Linked DNA regions of Mus musculus: all the other regions are linked to region 1. A link is a loop called in an ENCODE intact Hi-C map of the cell type or tissue named here. Cell type or tissue: heart. All regions are shown on one strand.

Evidence for each region. A loop is a pair of places that touch in the nucleus more often than their neighbours do. Peaks named below come from ENCODE experiments on the same cell type or tissue, not always from the same donor. Only the 100,000 strongest peaks of a DNase experiment are listed, where the experiment ranks them.
Region 2: a loop joins it to region 1, with 7 times the contacts of the local background. A loop is called at or near these places in 9 of 42 quality-filtered maps.
Region 3: a loop joins it to region 1, with 4 times the contacts of the local background. A loop is called at or near these places in 21 of 42 quality-filtered maps.

The regions. Positions count from the first base shown.
Region 1 is chr6:90,512,193-90,520,192 of GRCm38, reverse strand. No RefSeq gene overlaps it. Among named protein-coding and RNA genes, the nearest start is that of Aldh1l1, 35 kb to the left of the region's middle. In heart, a CTCF peak has its summit at 4,961 (motif pointing right); DNase peaks (open chromatin) are centred at 1,122, 5,002 and 5,622; H3K27ac peaks cover 326 bases.
Region 2 is chr6:90,429,624-90,437,623 of GRCm38, reverse strand. It overlaps a transcript of Cfap100 not described here. Among named protein-coding and RNA genes, the nearest start is that of Cfap100, 5.1 kb to the right of the region's middle. In heart, a CTCF peak has its summit at 2,273 (motif pointing left); DNase peaks (open chromatin) are centred at 2,273 and 5,871; H3K27me3 peaks cover 505 bases.
Region 3 is chr6:90,459,267-90,467,266 of GRCm38, reverse strand. It overlaps Klf15 (Kruppel-like factor 15), which reads right to left and starts at 4,691. Exons shown (of 3, transcript NM_023184.4): 1 at 4,542-4,691; 2 at 1-847. The coding sequence starts at 822. In heart, a CTCF peak has its summit at 3,942; DNase peaks (open chromatin) are centred at 996, 3,186, 3,616, 4,776 and 1 weaker place; H3K4me3 peaks cover 2,573 bases; H3K27ac peaks cover 2,544 bases; H3K27me3 peaks cover 4,055 bases.

The sequences.
Region 1 (8,000 bases):
GGAAGACGGAAAAGAGGAAGAGATGGCAAAATACTGCGTTCACAGGTGACAAGACTTTGCCTGGAAATCCCCCAAATTCACAAAAGCTAATGAACTCACCAATGCTTCAGGATACACAAGATTGACATGTGTTGTGGATTGTTGTCTGTTTTTTCTGCCCCACCCCACCCCCCCAAGGTCGTCTGTATTCAGGTGAGGTCAATTGAAATCTTCATTGGTCAGATAAGATTAAAGCCTGTGTTTGAACAGTGGAAGGAGGGGGCAGAGCTGAAAGTTTTAGAGAGAGGAGAGAGATGGGGACAGGGAGAGATGGAGATGGAGAGAAGATGGAGGAAAAAGATGAATCAGAACCACATGGCCTGAAATAGCCACAGCGGGCAATCGAGTAATGTAGGGCACATTTGCCCCATCTAGGTGTGCAGCTTGTATTTATAGCAATTGAGTTTCGTATTCTTTGTGTGGGCCTTTTGGGGGTTGAGGATTTACTGTTACAAATTTGGCTGGTAAATTACAAGCCTCTAGAGTTTTCGTTTTATGGGACTAAGGGGATCTGAGTGAGTGGTAGCCGAATTTCTGCAGGCTAGCCACCGGGGGTAGGTGATCTGGGAAGTGCTAGTGGCAGCCAGCTAGCTGCAGGAACCTCGGAGCCCTGCTGGTACATAGCTGGACATAATGTGGATTTATTTTGTATAATTACACACCACAGACATGTAAAATGATATTGTATTTCTAAATACCAGAAATGAAAATGTCATTAATCAATTAAGAAAACTCAGGGGAAATCTAACCAAAGAGGAGTGTTGGCAATTTCCTGTTGTGATAAAAGATCTGATAAAACAACTTTAGGAGGAAAGGGTGGGTGGGGAGGGGTGAGGGGGGTGGGGAGCAGTGGGGAGAGAAGTCAGCTCCTAGTAGATGGCAGGCAGCATTCTTCATTCCAGGCAAGAGTCAAAAATGGCCAAAATCCATCCATGGAAGCTGGCCTGGTATCTGTATGGTGGTTACAAGGGCAGGTGAAGACCAAAGCCACAAGTCCCCTTGAGGCTCAAGCCTTGGGACTTGCACAAGGCCCTGCTGGCACTTTCCGTATCACAGGCTGGCCTGACTTCAAACAACAGAGAAATAAATTCCAGCCTGTGACAGGCAGACAGCAAAGTCACATTGTGGATTGGAGCAGGCTCTGTGGGTGTGACTTCTTGGTCCCCATCTGCACCTCAAGCCGCTTCCCCTCTCTCTGGAAAAAAAAAAAAAGCCCTGCTCACTTTCTGTTTTCCACTCTAAGGAAAGCCCACCCGTAGCATCTCTGTGTTTACCTTGATGTCAGACAGGTCCTCAGAAACACTGCTGTTCAGAGACAAGAGTGCTTTAAGGCTGGTGGGTGTTCCTGATTTTGCAGAGGCAGAGGCAGAGGCAGAGGCAGAGGCAGAGGCAGAGGCAGAGGCAGAGGCAGAGGCAGAGGCAGAGGCAGAGGCAGAGGCAGAGGCAGAGGCAGAGGCAGAGGCAGAGGCAGAGGCAGAGGCAGGTGGATCTCTGCAGGTGGATCTTTGTGAACCCAAGGCCAGCCAGGTCTACATAGTGAGTTCCTGGCCAGACAGGGCTACATCCAGAGACCCTGTCTCATTAAAACAAAACAACTTTGTTGACTGCTGGTACAAGTGAGGGCAGCCTCATGCAGTAATATTGCTTCTGCTTCTGCTTCTGCTGCTATAAAATATAATGGTCAGATTGCCCTTTCAAACGTCTCATAAAAAAGGCATTTACGTTTAATCTACCTTAAAAAGACCCTACCTCAAAACAAAAGCCTTTAGAAAGGCACAGTGCACCTCCAAAAGAAGGGGCTTCAGAAGGCAGGTCAGGGCTGGGGAAGCCATGTGTGGCTTCTGGGTGCTAGCTTAGCATGCGCAGGACATGAAACAAACATGGTGAGATGCAAAGTGGCAAGTGTGGGCAACGAGGACATCTTGACTTTCTGGGATAGGAGGCATGGGGGGGGGGCGGGAGGAGCGGGCTGAAGAAAGGGAGGGAATGAGATAGGGGTTGACTCTAAGGCAGTGGGGAGGCGCGGCCTCTGGTTTTTCTTTTGGTTCAGGGGGAGGTCTGTGGGGACCTGTGGGGCAAGAAACTTCTCCCTAGTGGCCGATGTCTTGCTAGTAAGGTGGCTGACACATGGTGGTCTCTCCCCACATAGGAAACGTGGACTCTGAGCCTGGGGAAATATTTGGAGGGCTAAGCGGAGGAGAACAATCAAGACAGTGTCTCTGGGACAAGGAATGCCCACAGTCAGAGGCCAGGGGAAAGGCGCTGCCTTTGGGGCTGCAGATCTAGCACAGTACTCTGGCCTTGCTTCCACAGTTTTACTATAGCTTTTTCCCTCTGCTGCCTAGATCTTGTATTTTTGGGTAGAGCTCCGTACAGGCTGGATCAGTGTTGGAGAAGATGGATTCCTGGTCTGGGGAGGTACTCGGTGGACTGAGTTGAGGACAGCAGACTTCCACATGTTTCTGGCACAAAGAAACTGCACTGGCAGAGGAAACAGGAAGTTCCCAGCCTTTGGGGTCTGTAGGCCTATCTTGAGTCCCACATCCAGGCTTCCCGGGTAGTTTTTGAGCCTTCTTCTGGTACTCTCTAGCACATCAGTTCTGGAACCAGATCTTGATCTTGATCCATCAATCCAAATCCTTGAGGCAGAGGCAGAGGCAGAGGCAGAGGCAGAGGCAGAGGCAGAGGCAGAGGCAGAGGCAGAGGCAGAGGCAGAGGCAGAGGCAGAGGCAGAGGCAGAGGCAGAGGCAGAGGCAGAGGCAGAGGCAGAGGCAGAGGCAGAGGCAGAGGCAGAGGCAGAGGCAGAGGCAGAGGCAGAGGCAGAGGCAGAGGCAGAGGCAGAGGCAGAGGCAGAGGCAGAGGCAGAGGCAGGTGGATCTCTGCAGGTGGATCTTTGTGAACCCAAGGCCAGCCAGGTCTACATAGTGAGTTCCTGGCCAGACAGGGCTACATCCAGAGACCCTGTCTCATTAAAACAAAACAACTTTGTTGACTGCTGGTACAAGTGAGGGCAGCCTCATGCAGTAATATTGCTTCTGCTTCTGCTTCTGCTGCTGCTGCTGCTGCTGCTGCTGCTTCTGCTTCTTCTTCTTCTTCTTCTTCTTCTTCTTCTTCTTCTTCTTCTTCTTCTTCTTCTTCTTCTTCTTCTTCTTCTCCTTCTCCTTCTCCTTCTCCTTCTCCTTCTCCTTCTCCTTCTCCTTCTCCTCCTTCTCCTTTTCCTTCTCCTCTTCCTCCTCCTCCTCTTCTTCTTCTTCCTCCTCCTTCTTCTAGAAGTACATTTTCTTTTAATCTTTTTTTTAAAAGATTTTATTTATTTAAGTTTATGAGTACAGCTGGGCGTGGTGTTGCATGCCTTTAATCCCAGCACTCAGGAGGCAGAGGCAGGAAGATTTCTGAGTTTGAGGCCAGCCTGGTCTATAGAGTGAGTTCCAGGACAGCCAAAGCTACACAGAGAAACCCTGTCTCAAAAAACCAAAAAAAAAAAAAAAAAAAAAAAAAAGTATATGAGCACATTGTAACTATACTGATGGTTGTGAGCCATCATGTGGTTGCTGGGAATGAAGGTTGCTTGCTTGGCTAGCCCTCCTTGCTCCAGCCTAAAGATTTATTATTATATCTAAATACACTGTAGCTGTCTTCAGATCACTGTAGCTACACTAGAAGAAGGTGTCAGATCCCATTACAGATGGTTGTGAGCTACCATGTAGATGCTGGGATTTGAACTCAGGACCTTTGGAAGAGCAGTCAGTGCTCTTAACTGCTGAGCCATCTCTCCAGCCCTGTAATATTTCTTCTATAACTAGTGAAATGCATAAACATGTACACACACACACACACACACCAGAATGTACCCAAAGGCCAGGAGCTATCCTGTGCCTCAACCCCCACACAGTGGGAGGAGAAAAGCCACCACCTGGACATCTTTGCTTTTTTCTTAATCTCAATTTCCAAGACCAACCCACAGCTGGGAGAACACAATCCCTCCTTGCCCAAGAGGTCCACTCTCTGAATGAAGGCCCAGTAGGGACACTGCCAACACATAGTTCAGGACAGTGCCAGCCTCTGCTAGGTCTGCACCAGTCACACACTTCTCATGGAAAGACAGACAGAAGCTAGGGAACAGAGGAAGGGGCTTTTGTCACTGGCCACTGGCTGGCTCCTTCCCTGCCTTACTCAGATGTCCCCACATGACCGGGACAGATAGAGGATGATTCTGTTCTGCAGAGAGTAGCATGAACTCACCTTCCCTGCCTGATCTGTATGCAACATGCTGCTCCTTGGACGTGGCCTTTAGTACTATCAAAACACAGCCAATGGGAGCCACAGGGAGCTGTGCGGACTGCAGCTGACACCTCTACAGTCAACTTAAAAGGGAAAGCTCGGTGGCTCTTGTCGAGGACTCAGGTGTGATTCCATGGGTCCCAGGGGATCCAGTGCCCTCTTTTGACCTCTACTGACACTGCACACGCGTGGTACATAGACATACATGCAGACAAAAGCCAGACACATTAAAATAAAAACAAAAAAAAAAAAGAAAAGAAAAAGAAAAGAAAGAAAAACGAAGCAGACAAACATGAAGAGACGTGACTAGTAGGTAGCCGCTGATCATGACCACCAAATCTTCTGCAGTTCACATGACTGAGTTTCTGCATTCACAGGGCGGGCAGTGCAGGAGACATGGTCACACAAACATGGGAGTAACACACAGTACTATGACATCCATGTCCCCACTTGGGACGAGGACTTCCTAGTTCCACCATAACCTTACAGACCCTCAGTTGTACATGTGAAATGTAACTGGTGCTTCTCTACGCCATCTGCTTAGAGAGGGAGGGTCTCATCCCAGGGCTCTCCAAAGTGGCCTCCTAGTCACCATGTATCAGAGACCTCCCGGGATCCCACAGAACTGACCAGCAGGGGGCAGCATGGTGCCACAGAGGCCCTGAATCTATTGAAACCCTGTAGGGCAGATGGCAGTGCCCCAGGGTTCCAGCCTGAGATCTGAGCAGAGCCCAGGCTAGGCTGCTCAAAAGCCCCACAGAAGAGACCCAAGTGGCCGCACCCAGAGCTGCAGGCCTGCAAAGTCAACAAGGTTTGGTTTTTCTCCATGGCTGGATCAGGTCACTATTTACTTGGCTCCGCTGGGGACTGCAAGACCTTGTCCTATGAGCCACACCTATTTTTACCCAGCAGAGTCAGCCTCAGGGTGAGATCTGGGGCTGAGAGTTTCCATTGTTGCTCCAGGCTGTCTGTCTCTAGGTGAGAGCACTCAACCAGGGACCTCCTGACTCTCCTGCTGCTCCTCTCCTCTCCTCTCCCTCCTCTCCTCTCTATGCCATTCCCCTCCTTTTCTTCTTCTTTCTGTCTGTCTTTTTCCCCCCCTTAATCTGCCCCTCCCTTCCCACTCCTGGCCCCTGGTCCCTAGGACCTGTACTGCCTGGTAAAAATACACCTTCCCTCTGAACCTCAAACTCTCTCCTTTGGGGTGTTTGATTTTGACACAGCTCAATGTGCCAGTGAGGCAAAGCCTCTGTGGGCCCTCCCTGGGACCCTTCATCTCTGTTGCACAATGGAGACTGGCTTGCATCATCAGAGAGGCCTGGCCAGTGCACACTCAGCATATCATGGAGCCAGCCTGATGCCTCTCAAGGACCTGCCCTCTGGCAGGGCTGTGAGGGATATGAAGGGTGCTGACCTGCAGAGACCCCCTGTCAGGAGCAAAGCCTAAGTTATCTGATTGATCCTAACAGGAGGATCAGGTTTTGGCCTCCTCCTCCTCCATTCTCTCCCTCTGTCTATTCAAGCTAGACCACCAGTCTTTGGAAAGCTTTTCAGAGTAGGGGGTTCCCAGGCCTTTTCTCTGCCCTTCCAGAGACCCAAGTTGAGCAACCTCAAATCCAGGACTCCTGGCTGGGCAGAGTAGCTTCGGGGTACTGGGGAACCTTGGCAGCTGACACCGAGGTCCACTCAGGGCTGCATTAGAAGTGAAACAGAGGACAAAGAAAATGAAAATGATCAAATTTAAGATCTCAACCTTTGGGGGCTGGAGAAATGTCTCAGCAGTTGAGAGCCTGGCTGCTCTTCCAGAAGACCTGAGTTTGATTTTCAGCATATACACGGTGGCTTACAACAGTCTATAACTCCAGTTTTAAGGGATCTAAGGCCCTCTTCTGGCATGTTTGAGCTCTGCACACCTGTGGTGTATATCCATACTTGCAGGCAACACATTCATACACATAAAGAATCTAAAAATAAACCTCAAAACAAAACAAAAAAGCCTTAGCCCTTGGGTAGCTGTACAATTCACGGATGAATTTTGAAGTCAAAAAAGTGAACACAAAATTTTAATGAGATTTATTGTCCCCATTAACCTCTTTCCATCTCCCACTTTAAGCAAGGTCTCAGATAGATCTGGGCTTGTCACCCCTTTCCTGGACCTGTGTCTCAGATGGCTTCCCCAGCACCTGGGTGAGCTCCACCAATGTCAGATGACCTCTGGCCCCTGCAGGCTACACCTTCTCTCCACGTGGGTCACCTTGTCAGCCTACCCTCTCTGAACTGTGGCTTTGCTCTTTTGCATGAAAACCACTTCTGACTCCTATGGAAGATAGAAGATAATGTCCTAACCCAACCCAGTGAATAAATTTGCCACATGACAGGAATCCCAAGACTACGAGTTCAGTTAGAGCTAGTCAGGGGACTGGAGGTAAGAGGATTGTCCTGGTTTATCTGGGTGAGCCCTTGTTATGTCACTAGCGTCCTCTCTATGACACAGACTTAGCCAGTCTGTAGGAATGGTCTGGGGTAAGGCTTAACTGGCCACAGCTGGCTGTGAAGATGGAGGGAGGGGCCGAGAAGCTGGGGGAGGACAGGCAATAGATAGTAAACCTTTCAGACAATTTGATTTCAGATGCTGCTGCACACTGCCAAGCCCAGAACTATGTAAGAATTAAGTTTATATTGCTCTAAGACACTGTATTGCTGATAATCTGATTTAATAGTCTGCCAAATGTCTTTTCTGTTACCCTTTTCATTGCTATGACCCAACAAGAAGTAATGGGATGGGGAGGGAGGGTTGTTTTGGTTGGTAGGGGTGGGCTAAAGTGGGCAGAGGTTTAGGCTGTAGGGAGGGTGAGGGGAGCTTGTTTGGGCTGTGAGGAGGGAGAGGCTTATCCTCGATCCTGGTTTTGGAGTTGTCAATGCATGGTTGAGCAGCTGTGCTGTTTTGGGCCTATGCTAAGATGTCACAGCACAGCAGTCCTGTGTGATGAAGCCTATACTCACGTTACAATGGAAGCCTCCACAACCCTCTCCCTCAGTTAGCAGGACATGTGAGGACTGAGAGTTTATAAAGGAGCCCGTGGGGACATTCTAAACCCCAGTGTGGACACGAGCGACTAATATACTCTCAACTTTGCAGAGGAGGAAGCTAAGGCTCAAGAGAGAGTGGGGAAGGTCTGCAGAGTATAGAGCACCGGGGTGGCAGGGTTTCATGGAAACTGTGGCCAGGGTGATGGTGCACAGGTCATCTGAGCACACTAGGTCTGGGTTCAGTCTTGCACCACATGGGCCTGAACTGGAAGAAGTCACAGTTTTACCAATCCCCAGGCAAAACTCAACCCCAGTGGCATAAAGCTCCTATAAATAACAAACTTAACGGATGGGTTCAGGAAGAAACTGCACTTCTTAGTCTGAGATTCCTGAAAAGATCCATGCTCCTGGCAGCCATACTACCACTGGTGCTAGACTTTCCCCAACTTCCTCCCAGAACTTTACCATTCTCTAGCCCACCTCCTGCTGCAATATTTTCATTTACATTTCAAATGTTTTCCATTTTCCCAGTCCCACCCCTCAAACCCCCTATCCCAATCCCCCTCCCCCTGCTTCAATGAGGGTGTGCCTCCATCCACCCACCCACTTGCATCTCCCTGCCCTGGCATTCCCCTACACTGGGGCATTGG
Region 2 (8,000 bases), 83 kb after region 1:
CCAGAACCATACAGCAAGCACATAAGCAACCAAGTCATCTCAGCCTCGGATGGCAGACTTTTAAATAGATGACTGTGTGGTTGTCTAGATAGAGAAGACAAAATTAAATTCCTGCCTGGATGCATGCAAAACTGTTTTCCAGGTGGGGTAAGACAAAAACATAACGGTCACATCTGCAAAGCCTCTGGGCAATGAAGGTATCCAACAAAGAACAAACACCATAAGATACAGACTGCAGATTTCCAGGGACAGACAGAGGAGGACACTCACAAAGTTCATTCAGTGACATGTCACAGAAGAAAGCTGAGAGCCAATCAGCACTTGGGAAGATATTGGTCTTCACTGTCCGTGCAAGCAGGTAAATTAAAGCTACCGTGAAGCCATGGTGCTGGGGGTAGAACACACCAGCATCAGAGGCACAAGGGAAGCAGAGGTAGGAGGAGCAGGATCTCATAATGAATTGCAGGCCAGCCTGGGCTACAAGAGACTCTGTCGCAAAGCAAAGCAAAGCAGAGCAGAGCAGAGCAGAGCAGAGCAGAGCAAAGCAAAGCAAAGCAAAGCAAAGCAAAGCAAAGCAAAGCAAAGCAAAGCAAAGCAAAGCAAAGCAAAGCAAAACTCATACCAAAGTATGATTCTATTCAAGTATCCTGGTGGACCAATGAGTGTATTTGGCTTATTTACAGGAGGGTGGATGAGGATATTCCTACCATTGCCTACATGGACTTCCCCCATCAGTTAACCTTCTGCCTCCACAGTGTGCCATGAGCCCCAGATGCCATGTGCAGCAGGTCAAGTGTCACAACCTCCCTACTATTGCTTTTTTGTGGGGGAAAGTCAACAGGACTCTTGCCAGTGGTCACAGCTGCTGTGAAGATGGTAATTGCTGTCATACTTGGAGAACCGCGTTCCACAGCAGCAAGGAAATGTCTCAAAGGAGCTTTAGACTCGCCTGCTGGAGAGTGTAGTTGGCAGAGTGGCTTGGGAAAGCAGCTTGACAAGATCTAGTGACACGGACCTATGTAGAGAGCCTGAGTGGTAAAGACAGCAGTGAGCATGCACAAGCAGTGTCTCTCTGAGCATGAAGACATGTGCTGCTCGTGAAAGGAATCATGGCACAGAAAAATGTTCTCAGTGGCAAATGGCTAAATGACCTGGGCTGGATTCCTGCAGTGGGTGTCTCCAGCAGCACTGAAATCACACGTTCCCCCTATGGCTGTGGTTCACACACAGTGCCCAGCAAACAAAGCGGCCCAGAAGGGCAAAGGATCTGGGGGCTAAGTTCAACCTTGTGTGAAACTGAACAAGGTAGTGTTGAGGCGTACTCTACCTGGACTCAGGTTCCCCAAGCACCAGCACTCCAGTGCAGTAAGTCTTGTTGGTCATAGTAACAGAAGGAAGGAAGTCGGAAGTCGGAAGTCAAGGCACTTTTCAAATACTCTGATAGAAATATTAGGTTGTAGGTTAAAGCAAAGGACTGCTCTAGGACTCAGGCACTGTCTTGCGTTCTTAGCTTCTGGTTTGCTAATATATCCAAAAAGGTTTAAGGTGTTAGCCACAGGATGTTAGGTTAGACAGGAAGTGGGCAAGGAGTGACTATTAAGGGACCTAAAGACAGTCCAAGATAATTCGGCTTTGGACCTGCAACATTCCAACCCTCCATGTCTATGCAATTTTATTCATCCAATCAGCCTTGTAGAATCTTTGAGGTATGATGTCCACCTTCCAATAGAAATCTGGTGTAAATGTAAGCCCAGATGGGATCTATAACAAATTGGGGATTGACGATGGTCAGGCGCTGCTGAGCTGGGGGTGGTGCTGACTTTTGAATTTAGAATTCCCTGAAAGTTTGGAACCAGGCAGGGTAGAAGAGGGTATTTCAGGTGGCAGAGGGAAAGATGGGGGGCTGGGCAGGTGTAAGCCCTGAGGCTCTCAACCTCGCCACATCTCTGCAGATTTTAACAGCTATCCAAAGAAGGTACTGTCGGGACATTGTGGCCTGAGAACTTTGCTGCGGGCTCCACCTGTACTCCTTCCCCCAGGAACACCAGGGCGAGCAGAGCAAGGTCAGTGCACTCTGTTTGCACTGTCTCCCCTGACGTGGGTCCCCAGCTCCCGTCTCTGCAATTTGTTTACAGGTCTGCGTCACTGGGAACCTTTCGCCTGGTGGGTACAAAAGGTTCTTTTTTTTTTTTTTTTTTTTTTTGTAAATCCCTTTTGGACAGAAGGCAAGCACTGGGGCCCAGGACTCTAGCTAGTACGGGCGACACCTGGTGGTGGGTGTAGACATTGCTCGACCTGTGGGTCTATTCTGAAGTCATAGTCTGCACAGCAGCATGCATGCCACACCTACCCACACGTGATAAAGCCACCAGCAGAGCTACCTGCCCATAAGACAGGTGGGGTGGCTGCACCCGAAGCTGACATGCACACAGGCAGACATGATGGTATGAGACTTCAGTTCTAGACTGAGGTGGGAAGATTACAAGATTAAAGGCCTGATCTACACAAGAAGTTTCAGACCAGCCTGGGCTACATAGTAAAACTCTATCTGAAAATAATTAGATAAGTAAATATTAAGTAATCATGAGTAGCTTTGGCCATCTTGGCAGAGTCTGGATCCTACACTGAGGTACACTGGGCTCAGGGTTGCCTGGTGGCAGCTGTACTTGTGAGAATCACCACAGAGGCACTAGAGGGTGACCACTGCTTTGAGAACACTAGGAGCATATTAGCCTAGACTTTGGGGTCAGGGGTGGCTAGGCTGAGCCACCGACATGTTAGGTTAGGAAGGGGCAGGGAGGAGGAGTTAGTGGCCTGGACCAAGCTTCACGCTAGGTAGGCTCAGAGCCCAGGGTGTGGAGGGTGTGGAGCAGTCGGAGGTACACAGATCAGACTCTTAAGACTTCCCCAGTCACTGCCCAGGGCTGGGCACCACAGGGCAATGGTGTCATTGAGGAATTACTGCTACTTGCTTATTTTATGACAGAAGAATGAATTTCTACAGCTTGATTGTAAGAAAAAATAGAAATCTGGAGAAATAATGGCTATGATCCTAAGATGCAGACATGTGGGGGTGATTCCTTCCTGCACTTGCCCAAGGCAGAGCCTGGGCTCTGCTCCTCTGGGCTGCTGTTTGGGTGAGCCCTGAACAAGACTCCTGCCTCGGATCAGAGACCTTCTCTGTCCCTCCTCACAGATCTTACCGTGTAGCAGACATGGTGGAGCTGTTCAAATTTCCCACCTCCTTTTTACCATAAACTAGGGTGCCCAGGCTCTCACCAGCATCACCAGGGTCAGGTACCCCAGGGCTCAGTCTTGCCCTCCCACATGATTTCCTGTCTGGGGAAGCTGGACATTATGTTGTTTTTTGTTTTGTTTTGTTTTTGTTGTTTTGTTTTGTTTTTAGCTAAGGGGATTTGCTGGGAAGTGGTCTGGTGTGGTTCCCATTGTGTGAGACTTCTTATCAGAGTCACTGCTAGCAGAGACAATTCTTGAGTCAAAATGTTAATGCTCCCACAGTGATCTGCCTTGCTAAGATCATGCCAGCATGTGCTGATGGAGGGCCAATGAGGTAGTGGCTCTGTGAGTGGCCAGTGAGGTAGTTCCTCCTCTCCCTCCTCCTTCTTACCCATCCCCAATTCTCTTCCTTTCTTCTCACTAGCCTGAGGGCTTGATTTAGTCTCATCTTCTCCCCACAGCCCACAGCAGTCTCTCCTCCATTCAAGGCTAGCACCATGTCGTGGTCTCACTCTGCCACACTATACCTCAAGCCCTGATGCTCTGCCTCTGATGAAGGCACTAGTTTGGCTTAGAGAACCCAGACTGGCCCAGAGCTCAGGGAAGAAAGTGTCCCAGGGCCACTTCTGTCAGCAACACACACAAGGCAGCAAGATGGAGCCATGGCTAAGATGACTGAGGGAGCGGCTGCCATGCATTGCCTCCCAGGTACATTCCACCTCAGGAGTCCCCAAGACTACCCTCTGAGATCTCTCCAGTGTCTCTCGCTGATGCTTCGGCATCTGCAGACATGGCTTACTTTTTCTCACGTTCTAAGACCTCAGTGCCATTTAAAGTACACACTTTGTGTCACAGAGTACAAGTCACCACCATGTAATTCCAGAGTATCTTCGCCATTCTAGAAAAAGGTCCCATCTCCATTGGCAAATGGGATATAGTAAACACCATCCTTCCATGTTCAGGCATCACAGAGGGGTCAGCCTCAGTGTGAACCCAGGCTCCACCCCCACATGACTGATCTCTAGAGCCAGTGAGCCCACTGCATCTCCATCTCTGCACACACTTCCATCAGTTATCTATGGTGGTGAAGTCTAGCTCAGGCATCATGCCTTCCCTGCCCCTAGACCACTCTACCTGCCCTTCCAAGCAAGTACCCAACCACCCCTCTCCTCCCCAGCCGCCCCACCTTCTTCTAAGTCACTAGTGTTTCTTGCTTAACAGGGGCTGTTGCTTTCTGTCATCTTCTCCACCCTTGTCTTGCCCTCTCCTCCACTCGATCCTCTTCCTGAAGCTGAAGGTGACATTGCATCTGACAGTGGCCCTGTCAACCTATGCTCTGTGGAGAGTAGGGAAACCCATGTTCTGGTTTCTTCTGGACCACATCCACTGACCTTGCAGGCACCTGCCTCTCTGTCACCACTGGCCCCAACACCACGCTCCTTGTCTTAGGGTTTCATTGCTGTGAAGAGACACCATGACCAAGGCAACTCTTATAAAACATTGGGGCCGGCTTACAGTTTCAGATGTTTGGTCCATTATCATGGCAGGAAGCATGGCAGCATGCAGGCAGGCATGATGCTAGAGAAACAGCCAAGAGTTCTACATCTGGATATACCGGCAGCAGGAAGAATGTATCACATTGGGCCTAGAGTGAGCATCTGAAACCTCAAAGCCCATCCTCAGTGACACTTCCTCCAACAAGGCCACATCTACTCCAACAAGGACACATCTCCTAATAGTGCCACTCCCTGTGAGCCTATGAGGGCCATTTTCATTCAAACCACCACACTGCCCAACATCCAGCCCTCTCTTGGCATGCGTGTCCCCTAGACTTGGTTTTGTTATTCCCTGCTCCTCATCCTCTTCAGCTGCTCCATCTCCCTGTTTAGAGCCCATTTATCTTTAAACAGGTCATAATGGTGCTACCCCAGGCTTTCCTCTCCTGGATGCTTAAAGCTAGGAGAATCTCACACTAGGTTCTGAGACTCACTTAGAGTTTGTGATCCAATGAGCATAGCAGCTCTGTTGCTTGGGATGTAGATGACAAAACTCAGCCTGTTTGTTTCCCAGAATCCAATGGAATGATCTGCCTGAATTGACAGGAGAAGGACTCCACTAGTCCGTTTGCCTGAGATGGAAAGCAAGTACTGTATGCACCATAGGGCTGCCACAGCACAGGAATAGGGGCATGTGCTGGAGGTGGGGTGAGGTGGAGTGCCTTTAGGTCTTTCAGACCCTGCACAGCTTTCCTCTGAAATTCACAGAGGTCTTCAGCAGAGAGTAGCTGGCCCAGACAACAGTCATCTTTCCACATGGAGCCCTGCACTGGCCACAAAGCATAGCCAGCCCTGCTCCAGAACATACAACCTCTGAGCAGAAAGAACTTCCTCACAAGCATTCTGGGACTTGGCCTTTGACCTTCGGAAGGTGGCGCTCCAATTCTGAAGTTGGGGCGTCCTGTGATTGTTCCATTCTTTTTCACATTAAGCTTCCAGACACCTAGGCAGAGAACAGCCTGGAGGTTCTAGGGCCACCTGGGTCCCTGGGTCTAGGCCTGCAGAGCTGAGCAGTAGAGGTGGGGCAGGGGAGGGAGGCTGAGCAATGAGCAGGCTCATCTCCAACTGGAAGTCCCAAAGTTTTTCCTTCTCTAGCTGCAAAGCCTGCCTCTCTCAGGCTCAGGGAAGAGGCACAGGGCCCTGGCTAGTAGGCTGGGCTACGTTCCCAGTCGGCCCCCTAGCAGCTGTGCAGTCTTAGACAAAAAAGATTTCATGTCTTCCTAGTTTCCTCACTGAAATAACTGCAGCTAAGCTGAGATGCCTTGCAGGTCAGTCTACACAACAGGCTTACATAGGAACCTCATCAGCAGATACAGCCCTCAGGCTATGGCATCATATATTGGCAGATAAACTTTACTTGAGGTCCTGTTAAATGCCATCTCTTTGTTAACTACACACCCTTTATTATAGTCCCATTTTAGAGATGAGAAAATTGAGCTAAAACTTATCCCACGTTGCAGAGCCCTGATGAATGGAGGCCTTACTCTCCTCCTCTGACCTTTGAGCTATCTTGCTTCCATGCAATGGGCAGTGGGCTCCTGACCATATCGATGATGCCCATTGGAGGTGTCTGCCCTCTTGGTAGATCTGTGATACCTTTCTCAGATGGAAGTGTCCTGTGTTCTCCTTCCTCAAGCTCAACCTCCCACCCTGGAAGCCAGAGACTTTGGGGGAAGGGAGAAGGTTCTGGCATTCAGATGACACAGCCAGAGAGGACCCTGAAGGTCAGTGGTGGCCCTGACAGTATATGCTGTGGATAGCTTTGGGCTGTCTCCAGATTCCCTCATCCTGTGCCTCATGTGCTGGCCCTGCAGGGGTGGTATATGTGTGTATGTGTTTGTGTGTATATATGTGAGTGTGTGTGTGTGTGCATGTGTTAGGATCTGAGAATCCCCACGGCGCAATTCCTCTTGTCTGCCTTCTGTTCCCAGACCCATACACCTTTCAAGGATAGAGAAAGAGAACAATTCCCCTTTAGGAATATTGATAGTTTTTCCCAAAACATTTTATTATGAAAACTTTTGAACTTTAGACATACTTGGTGCTGGAAAGAGATTTTTTTTTTTTTTTTTTTGAGACAGGGTTTCTCTGTATAGCCCTGGCTGTCCTGGAACTCACTTTGTTAGTCCAGGCTGGCCTCGAACTCAGAAATCTGCCAGCCTCTGCCTCCCGAGTGCTGGGATTAAAGGCGTGTGCCACCACGCCCGGCTTGGAAAGAGATTTGTAGGAGGACCCAGGCCACCACATAGAGGGCTTTTGCAGGGACAGCTACAGTGGCCTTACTACACACCATCTCCTTAATTTTTAAAATAAGCTTTCATCATCAAATGTTAGACTAAGATTAAAGATCTCAGCAGGCAAAGGCATTTGTCACCAAGCCTGCTAACCTGAGTTTGATCCCAGGAAGCCACAGGGTGGAAAGAGAATCCACTCCCCTAAGTTGTCCTCTGAGCTCTCCCACCCCGTAAGTAAAAATTTGTTTAAATTTCCATACCATGCCACATCTTCTAGATGATCTCTTCTCTAACCTTCCGAGGAACCAAGAGGCACAGCAGAAAGCTTATCGTCTTTACCGAGCACGCCTCCAGGCTTCCCCGATCTCTGGTACGAGACACATCGTTTTGAATAATGCATAAGATCCACAAGAGGTGGGAGTTGGAGCGTGTCTGGGTAACTGCCTTCACCGGTGTTGACGTAAAACCAGCTCTGCTTCACAGGAAGTAACTAGCCAAACACTGAGCGGCTATGGCCGAGGAACACAGACTTGGGTTACAAGGAAGGGTGTGGAGCTCTCTGCTGTGGGCCTCAGATGCCATCTGAGGACATTCTCGGCCTTTGTGTTGGTAGAAGTTAGAGGTGTGAACATTCCGAGAAGAGTTATGTAACAGTTACAAGAATGTTCTGTCAATCACAGTGGCTGTTTCGAGGGCTAGTATTACCTCAGATAATTTTGGCTCTAGATTTGCAGCATTCCAACTCTCCGCAGTCTTTGAGGTTTCACCGATCACTCTGGCTTGTACAATGTTGAACACAGTGTGCCTTTCTTCTAGGATCTTAGGCTCACATTGGTTCCTCATGCTGAGGGGTGGTGGTTCAGAACCGGACCTAGTCATCAGGATGGTAGTAAGTACTGAATGGATCTGCGCTGAGAACAATACCTGGCTTAAAGGACACCCTGTGAGGGTTCACCGGGGACTCAGGACAGGT
Region 3 (8,000 bases), 53 kb after region 1:
GGGCAGGTTCAAGTTGGAGGATGGTACCACTTGAGGCAGGAGTGCAAAGGTCTGCCCCTGGATGTTGACTAGAAGCTGGGCGACCTTGACGCTCTCTGGGGCCTGCCCTGGGGAGGCTGGCCCTGTACCTGCCTCCTGCTTCACAGCAACAGGCTGGATCTGCAGTAGCACCGGCACGGGGCCATCATGTGCTGGCCCCTCACCTGCACTTTGGGCACCACCCCCACTCGTGCCACCTGGTGGTGGGGTACAGCGCTCTCTCCCAGCAGACTCTGGATGAAGGTGGCTCCGGTGTGACCCAGCTGAGAGCTGGCTACAGGTCTCCAGGTCCCTGCTACCGTTCTCTGGGGCCTCCTTGACCTCAGCCTCCATGTTCTCTTCCAGGAATTCTTCAATCTCCTCCAGGGTAGGCTGGAAGGGCCTGGAGACGTCATCAGTGTCCCCTGACAGAAATTCAGGGAAGCAGAAATGTTCCTCCTTCACAGGCACAGAGGCTCTCCTCCATGATCCCCAGGTCACAGGGCCACTGCTATCTCCAATACCTCCACTGCCACCACCACTGCCCAGTGTGGCCCGGGACAGGAGGAAATCCAAGATGCTGCCCTGGGCCTCAGGGCCTGGACCCGCACTGTAGCAGGAACAGAAGGCTTGCGAGTCAGGGCTGGCACAAGAGCAGGGGCTGGAGACATCGCTGTCATCCTCCGAGATGGGCGAGGGCAACATGTGGTATGGCTGCCGGCTGGCCAGCCTGTCCCCTAGGTAACCCACTGAGCATTTCGGTGACGAGAAGGTCTCGTCCACTGGAAGCAGGTGGTCCACCATGCTGGCCTGGCCGAGCCTGTGGTGACTGCAGAGAGGGAACAAGGGAGGCCAGGTTAGAAGGACTGCTTACCAGTGCCTTGCAGCCCTCACCCTCGGCTGCCTGCCCAAGGCCTCCTGTGGCCAAATGTCCAGATCCTGCTTCCATCCCAAGGGAGAATGGGGCCGGCGAGTATGTTTTCAAAAGTTGCATCACCCTATTTGCAAAAGAGCCCTCCCTCTCCAGGCCCGTTGCACAATCCAGGGCACTTCTGGTTTCAAACATTTTCCAGAATGATCCTGGAAAAGAATAAGACAAGGAACGCTCTTGTCCGCGAACAGCTGAGGCCACGAGGAGAGAGGGAGCCAGAGAGGGGAGGCCCTGAAAGTCGCCAGCCCCTGGACTCTGCTTCCTACCTTGAGTCAGAGAGGGGGTGAGAAAGGAAAAGGCCATTTGCATTCTGAGCTCAAGGTATTGGGGCTTCTGTAGGGTTTCCAGATTAAGCAAATAAAAACAGGCTGCTTGTTCGATGTTGACTTTAGATGTTCAAAAATGAACATCTGTGGATGTGAGCATGGTGTCCCCAGGACTGGAAGGGATGGGACACACATCTGTCTGGGCTGCCCATGCTTTAATCAGGTAGCCATACTTTAGAAAAAGATTAAAGACCATTTAAGTGCCTGCCTGCCTATGTGGTGTTTCTCCACAGTCTAGTTCTCAGACCTTTATCAAGAGTCGAGAGCCACCGTTCTCCATGACTGGGAAAAGTCTCACATACTTGAGCAAAAACCTCCTTCCACCATAACATCTAACACCTTCCTGCCATAATGAGCAAGGTCCAGCCCCTGGCTGTGAGTCCATAGAAGGTCAGAGAGCCCAGGTGTGGGTAACCTCCTTGAACCCTATAGCCGTTGGGAAGGATGGGGGTGACATTCGCCCTTGGCCAACGCATGAGAGCAGAGCCTCCTGTTCTGCCTCCCCAGCCCAGCTCTCCTGTCTGGGACACTCACCGACTTGGGGGGCTCAGCAGATGCCTGTGTCCCTTCTTGGCAGCACACTCTCCTGGGTCCCCAACACTCAGCACCACACCAGGTATCCAAGAGGGGCTCAGAGAGCGGGGATCGGAAGGAAAAGGGAAAGCTGTGTCCTCTGAAGCCAAAGGCCATACTAGGTCTGGTATCCAAGAAGAGTCAACAGTCTCTGGCTGTGATGGGGCCACCTCTCTGGACTTTTGTCCCGCCCAGTGACCATGTCTGCCTGTGTGATTATCAAACTGATGGGGAGGATGCTCAGGCTGCATCCTGTCCACCTGACTTCAGGTCCACTCTACAGCCTAGCACCCGGTACTGACCAGCTGCCGAAAAGCCAGTCATCCCGCTACCGTGTGCCTTAGTCTCCCCAACTGTTCTATGTCTCTGTGCTCCATAAGTTTCTCTCTTGCTGTAGAGAACAGAGGCAAGATCTGAGACCAAAGGTAATCTTGCCAAGAGGCAATCTGAGTTTAAATACTCAGTTTAGGATTTAAAACTGGGAATGTGTTCTAAAATACACTCTTTACCAAAGCAGGGTCTGGGAGGGTATGAAGCGCCAGAAGGGCAGAGCCCACCCATTCCATTCTCCCAACCCCATCTCATCCACCCTACAGCTATCAGCTGTGCAACCTCAGGCAAATGGCATAACTTCTCTGTGTACACATCTGGGTACTGCTGGTACCATCTGGCTCCTAGTCACTGCACACTCAGTGAACTCATGTATACTGAGCACTTACTAATGTCTGAACGGTCACACAAATGCAGGGAACATGGTGTCCCAGGACCCAGAAAAGGACCACCTAAGATCTCCTGCAATGAGATGTGACTGGAGACGGACACACTACAACACTGAGCGATCAGTCGATCGGTCACACGCTTTCAAAGGAGATTGTGGTATCGATTTTTGAACCGATAGAAACGGAGGTCTGATATGAAAGTGAGCAGCAATTTGGGTGGGCATAGTGACTCATGCCTATAATCATGGCACTCAGGAGGCTGAGGCCAGAGAATCATAAATTCAAAGGCAACCACGTGGGATCCCACTGAAACACAGAAGGAGGGAGAGGGAGAACAGGTAAGAAAGTAGGGTGACAAAATAGAATTACATCGGAAGGAGCCCCTCCCCCCAAAATGTTTCAGATTCTTCCAGGACTCAGAGTACTAGGGCCCTGCCCGCGCCCAAACTGCCCCTCTAACTGTTCCAGGCCTGGATCACCCTACTGAGCCCTGGCTTTGGCGCCAATGGCCCCCTTTGTGGAAGTCCTGGCTCTCTTAGCATTCCAGATGGGAGCTCATTATTTAAATCTCAACTCAGAAGCCACTCCCACCTTGGACAAGCCACCAGGATTATATTCTTCACGGTCAGGTATCACTGTGAAAACTGTCTTGTATGCTCAAGCCCCACCAGAATACAAGCAGTCTTGACTGTTCACTACAGGGCTAGATCTAGAGTCAAAACCAGACCTAGCCTTTGCTGAATGTTTCCAGAATCCAGGAGTAAATGCAGGAGTGGAGTGGCCCTAACCGGTTATAACACAGGATCTTAAAACAGTGCTGAGCAACCCTGGGGACACTGAAGTACTGAAGGCCCAGGGGATCCAGGACTTCCTGGACCCAGGACTTGAAAGCCCAAGTGCCAGCGATCAAGCCGGTCCCAGAAAAACAGCAGCACGTGGCGTAGCCAGAGGCGCAGGCTGCGTGCAGGGGGAGGGGGCACCCTGTTCTGGGCACGGTCCCCGGCAGGCCGCTGGACTCCGCCCCCTCTCTTAGCCGGCCAGGCCTGCTGTTTATCCTCCCGGGGACACAGCGGCTGTAGGAACAACATGTAATTGATAACAAGCCGAGAGCCGGCCAAGGGCTAGCCATTGGGTCAGCGTGCAAATCACGGGGGTGGCGAATGGGGGCCGGTCTTCAAAATAAGAGTCTTCTCCCTGAGGAGTCCGAAGGCCCCAAAGTTACTGCCATTCTCGCACCTGTAGGGCGGCGGGGACTCCCCATGGTCGGGGGCAATATCTGAAGGACTCAGTCAAACATTTGAGATTTCACCTTCCCATACCGTGGTAGCAAACCTCCCCTGTGCCCTCCAGGGGAGAATGTTTCCAAGAGGGATGACCTGCCCCCTGCGGCTGCTACCCTCAGCGGTCCCTCCGGTAATGTTTGTTCAGAGGGGCCTGAGGACTCTGCGTGGGGATACGGAACATAAGCGCACGCTGCGGGTACGCGCAAATGGGTGTGAGTTTGTGTCGTGTGATTGCGTGTGCTGGGCGCAGTGCAGCCGTGCGGGTGTCCGCCAGGTGCCCGCGCGTGGGTGCCCACCCGTGGGTGTGAAGTACGTGGGAAGGAGGTGGCTCGGACTCTGGCGCACAGCTTCGGAGAGTACCTTACCCTCCGCCCAGTGACCCCCTTCGCGTCCCCTCTTAGGCCACCGCAACAGTGACCGACAGTAACCTCTCCGCCCCTTGGTCTCCAGGCCCCGCCATATGGGAGCGCAGGTCCAGGAGTGCCACGGACGCGCGTGGGCTCCGCGGGCAGAAGCTGCGCACACCGGATTTGCCCTTTGCAGGCCCGGCGCGCTCACGGGGGTCCCCGCATTTCCGGGGTCCCCTCATTTCCCGGGCCTCCGCGCGTGGTTCCTACAGCGCGCGCCAGGGGACGGCCCGTGATCCCCAAGGGAGGACCCACGCGGCCGCGGTACATCGCGCGTCTCCCACCTGGACTCCGCGTCGCCTGGCGCGGCCTCGCGCGTGCGGCCCGGCTCCGTATGCGGCCGCGCGTCCAGCGCTCCTGGCCGCAGCCCGCACTCCCTGCGGCCGAGCTGGGCGCTCGCCGCTCGCCGCTCTCCCCGCTCTCCGGCCGCTCACGTGACGCCGCGGGCGCCGCGAAGGCTCGCAGGAGGCTCGGCCTCGGGCGCGCGCCCCATTGGCTAGCGCCGCGCGTCACGCGCCCCCGCCCCGCCTCGGCCGCACCCTCCCGCTGCCCACGCGCTCTCCGGTCTCTTCGTGGATCTGCACTGGGTCCTCCGATGCGCACGTGAGACGGGTTCTAGAATCCACTGAAAGCCCGCAGAGTCCCGAAGTGCAGACCACGTGGGACCTCGGGAGCGGAATCGTCCCTGCAACCCCCTCCGCATTCCTAACAAGGCCCGATCTAGTAGGGACCGTGTCTAAAGGGACCAATTGTAAAAATACATCTGGTCTTTCCTCCAGCGGTCATGGTTACTCACGGGAATGGACGCTCACTGCGCTACCCTAGACTTCTGCGACTGACAAACTGCGGAGGTTTGCTGACCACCACCAGTGGCGGCACCTCCCCAAAGACTGCAGGGTGCTTCTGATCTGCAGAGGGAGTTCCAGATTGCAGTCCCAAGCCATCATAGACAGCTTTTGCACCGGTTTAATGAGGAAAGTGAAGCCCAAGAAAACACGTGAGCAGAGAGTGCTGGGTACCCTGCTGTGCACTTTAGCCTACACTGCCTGGCTTCAAACCCGGGCGGCGTGAAAAAACCCGCTGAGAGCGAGCGTGGGCCTTCTTAGCCAAGCAGATAGAGGGCCAGGCACAGCCAGGTCTGTCTTGTCTTTCCCCTGCTTCTTAATACCCAGGACATTTGGACAGACCTTCCTTCCTGGCGCTTCCTACCTGACACTGCGAGGTGGCCAGCCTTTCCCCTTGCTTCTCCAAGCCGTCCCTGTTGGGGCCAGGATTTTTAGCCAGATCCCTTAAATAAGGATCTGAGGATTCTCCAGGTGAGTGCCCATGATCCAGCAGTTAAACTGAGTCTTAGCCAGAGCACGGAAGGAGTCTGTGCTTAGCACAAGATGGTCATCAACGTTCTGATTGATCATAGGCCCAGTCTGAGTCTTCCCCAGTATTCTACAGCCAGTGAATAGCTAGCCAGGGCTAGCACGCAGAGCAGGTGGGGTTGGCTAGTCCATAAAGTTGATTGATCCTATCTTGTCAAGGGAGGGCAGGGTCAGGCTGGGCCAGCACACTTCTCCATAGCCCTGCCTACCCTGGGCTCTGCATTCCTCACACTCTGTCTGTCCAATGTCTCCCACCCCCAGGGAGAAGTGCAGTCAAAGATCAGAAGCTTGAAAGCAACAGTGTAGCTGAGCGGCCTCAGTCCACAGGGAAGATGCCCCAGCTGTCTAGAAGCCATGGCCAACCTAGGACATTCTGCCTAAACCTGAGTCACATTAGGCATCCTTGCTTCAGAACCTTCCCAGGGCTCCCAGCTCACTCACAGGAAGTATATATAACCCCATTCTCTCAGCCTTCCTCAGTCTCTTTTGGGTCCCTTTGTTCCATGACCTCTCTTTCTCAGGTTAACCTGCCAGGCGCAAGCTCAGGACCTTTGTACATGCTGTTTGTCTGAGTATGATTCCCTTCCCAACATTCCCATGGCTCCCTCCTTCACTCAAGTGGCATCTTCAAGGGAGCCTGCATTTGCCCCCTGCTCCCTGCTGCATCCCCCACCCCCCATTTTCCTATCCAGTTTAACAGTTCTGGAGACTTACTATTTTCTAATGTATTAGAAGTTTTTATTTTATTCTGTAAACTCTTGTCTCCTACGGAGAATGTAAGTGGCATAGCAGAAATTTCTATGTGTTCCCAGCCCAGGACTAGAATTTGCATCCCCAGCATCATGTAAAGGTCAGGTAGGTCTTGAAGCTGTCTGTAATTTTAGGACACAGAGGGCAGAGGAGGCAGGATTCCTAGAGCAAGCTGCCCGCTGGACCAGCTGAAATCTGTGAGCTCTGGGTTTGGCAAGAGACCCTGCCTTGATGAATTTAGTGGAGAGAGGTGGGAAGAGTCACCAAATCTTAGCTTCAGGCTTCCACATGCATATATCCACATATGATGTGTGCCCACATATACAAACATGCATGCTCACACCACACACAGAGAAAAGAATTAAATAGGCTTCCAGGGACTTACCCCCTAAACAGGAGATAGTTGGTTCCTGGGGAAATCAGAACAATTTTCTTGTAAGAAGCATAAAAACTCCCACAGAACCTTCCAGAGTTTGCCTTCATGTCTGCTGTGCTCCCTCTCTGCTTCACCAGCAAGGTCTGATCATCCATGCATTCTCAGACAGCAGTCATATAAATCCTAAGCCAGCTTTAGCTCCCACCATAGCCTAGATACCTCTGCATGTGCATCACACTCCAGGGCCAGGATCAGCCTCAGTGCAAGGCATTCCTGTTGACTGAGGGAAGAGGGCACTCGATCCTGACCACCTGAAGGCTCCCATGAGCAGCAACACACTCATTTCCCACCATCTAGACAGAAAAACAACCCAGTGTAGCAGGAAGGACTTATGCACTGTTTTTCAGTCATAGCTAGGCACCAGGGCATCCGACTTGCAAGGCAGACTCTCCCTTGTGCTACATTTCCACTCTTACTAAAGAGGAGGAAAAGAAAACCAGGTGGTAGGTGTAAGCTCTTTGATGCACAAGTGGCTAGGCCTGGACCCCAAGACGTCTCTAACGCTGGTGGCTGGCATTTCCAGTCCCTTGAGGTAGGAAGAGAGGCCAAGCCCCACCCTATATAATAAAAATGCCCAAGGTCAGGCCACAAAATGCCTCTAATCCCAGGACACTCTAGAAAGCTTCACTCACAAGAAACACTGTACAAAGCCTGCCCTCCGCTCAGTATTTTTGCCGATTCTTTCTCACCCAGGCAGAGGTAGCTACCCTCCTGCATCTTTCCCAATAAATCTGTTGTTCGAGGTTTGTTGTGTGGTGTGACTTTGTGGCGTTCTAAAGCTTCCAACTCCCAGGATACCTTTCCCCTCAGAGCTGTAACACAGTAGGAACTCTTCAAGGGAGGCCTCAGTGGGGGCAGAAATATCAGCAGCAGAAACATCCCAGAAAAAGCCATCTGTCCAAAGAAATGCTAGCATTGAATGCCTAGTCTCTGGGAGCCTTGTAAATGTCTAGAACAATATTTTGGTACCCGAGGGATTTGTATTTCTGTACATTTGCAGGTTTTTGTTGTTTGTTTGTTTGTTTGAAACAAAGCATTGCTGTGGATCCCAGGCTGGTCTTGAACTCACAATGCTTCCAGAGTGCTCAAAACACACCAGGGTCTAATTGTGTTCTCATTTTTAAAAGCTTAATTTAAAAAATATTTCCATTTATTTATGTGTGTGAGTGTTCTTTAGGTGCACC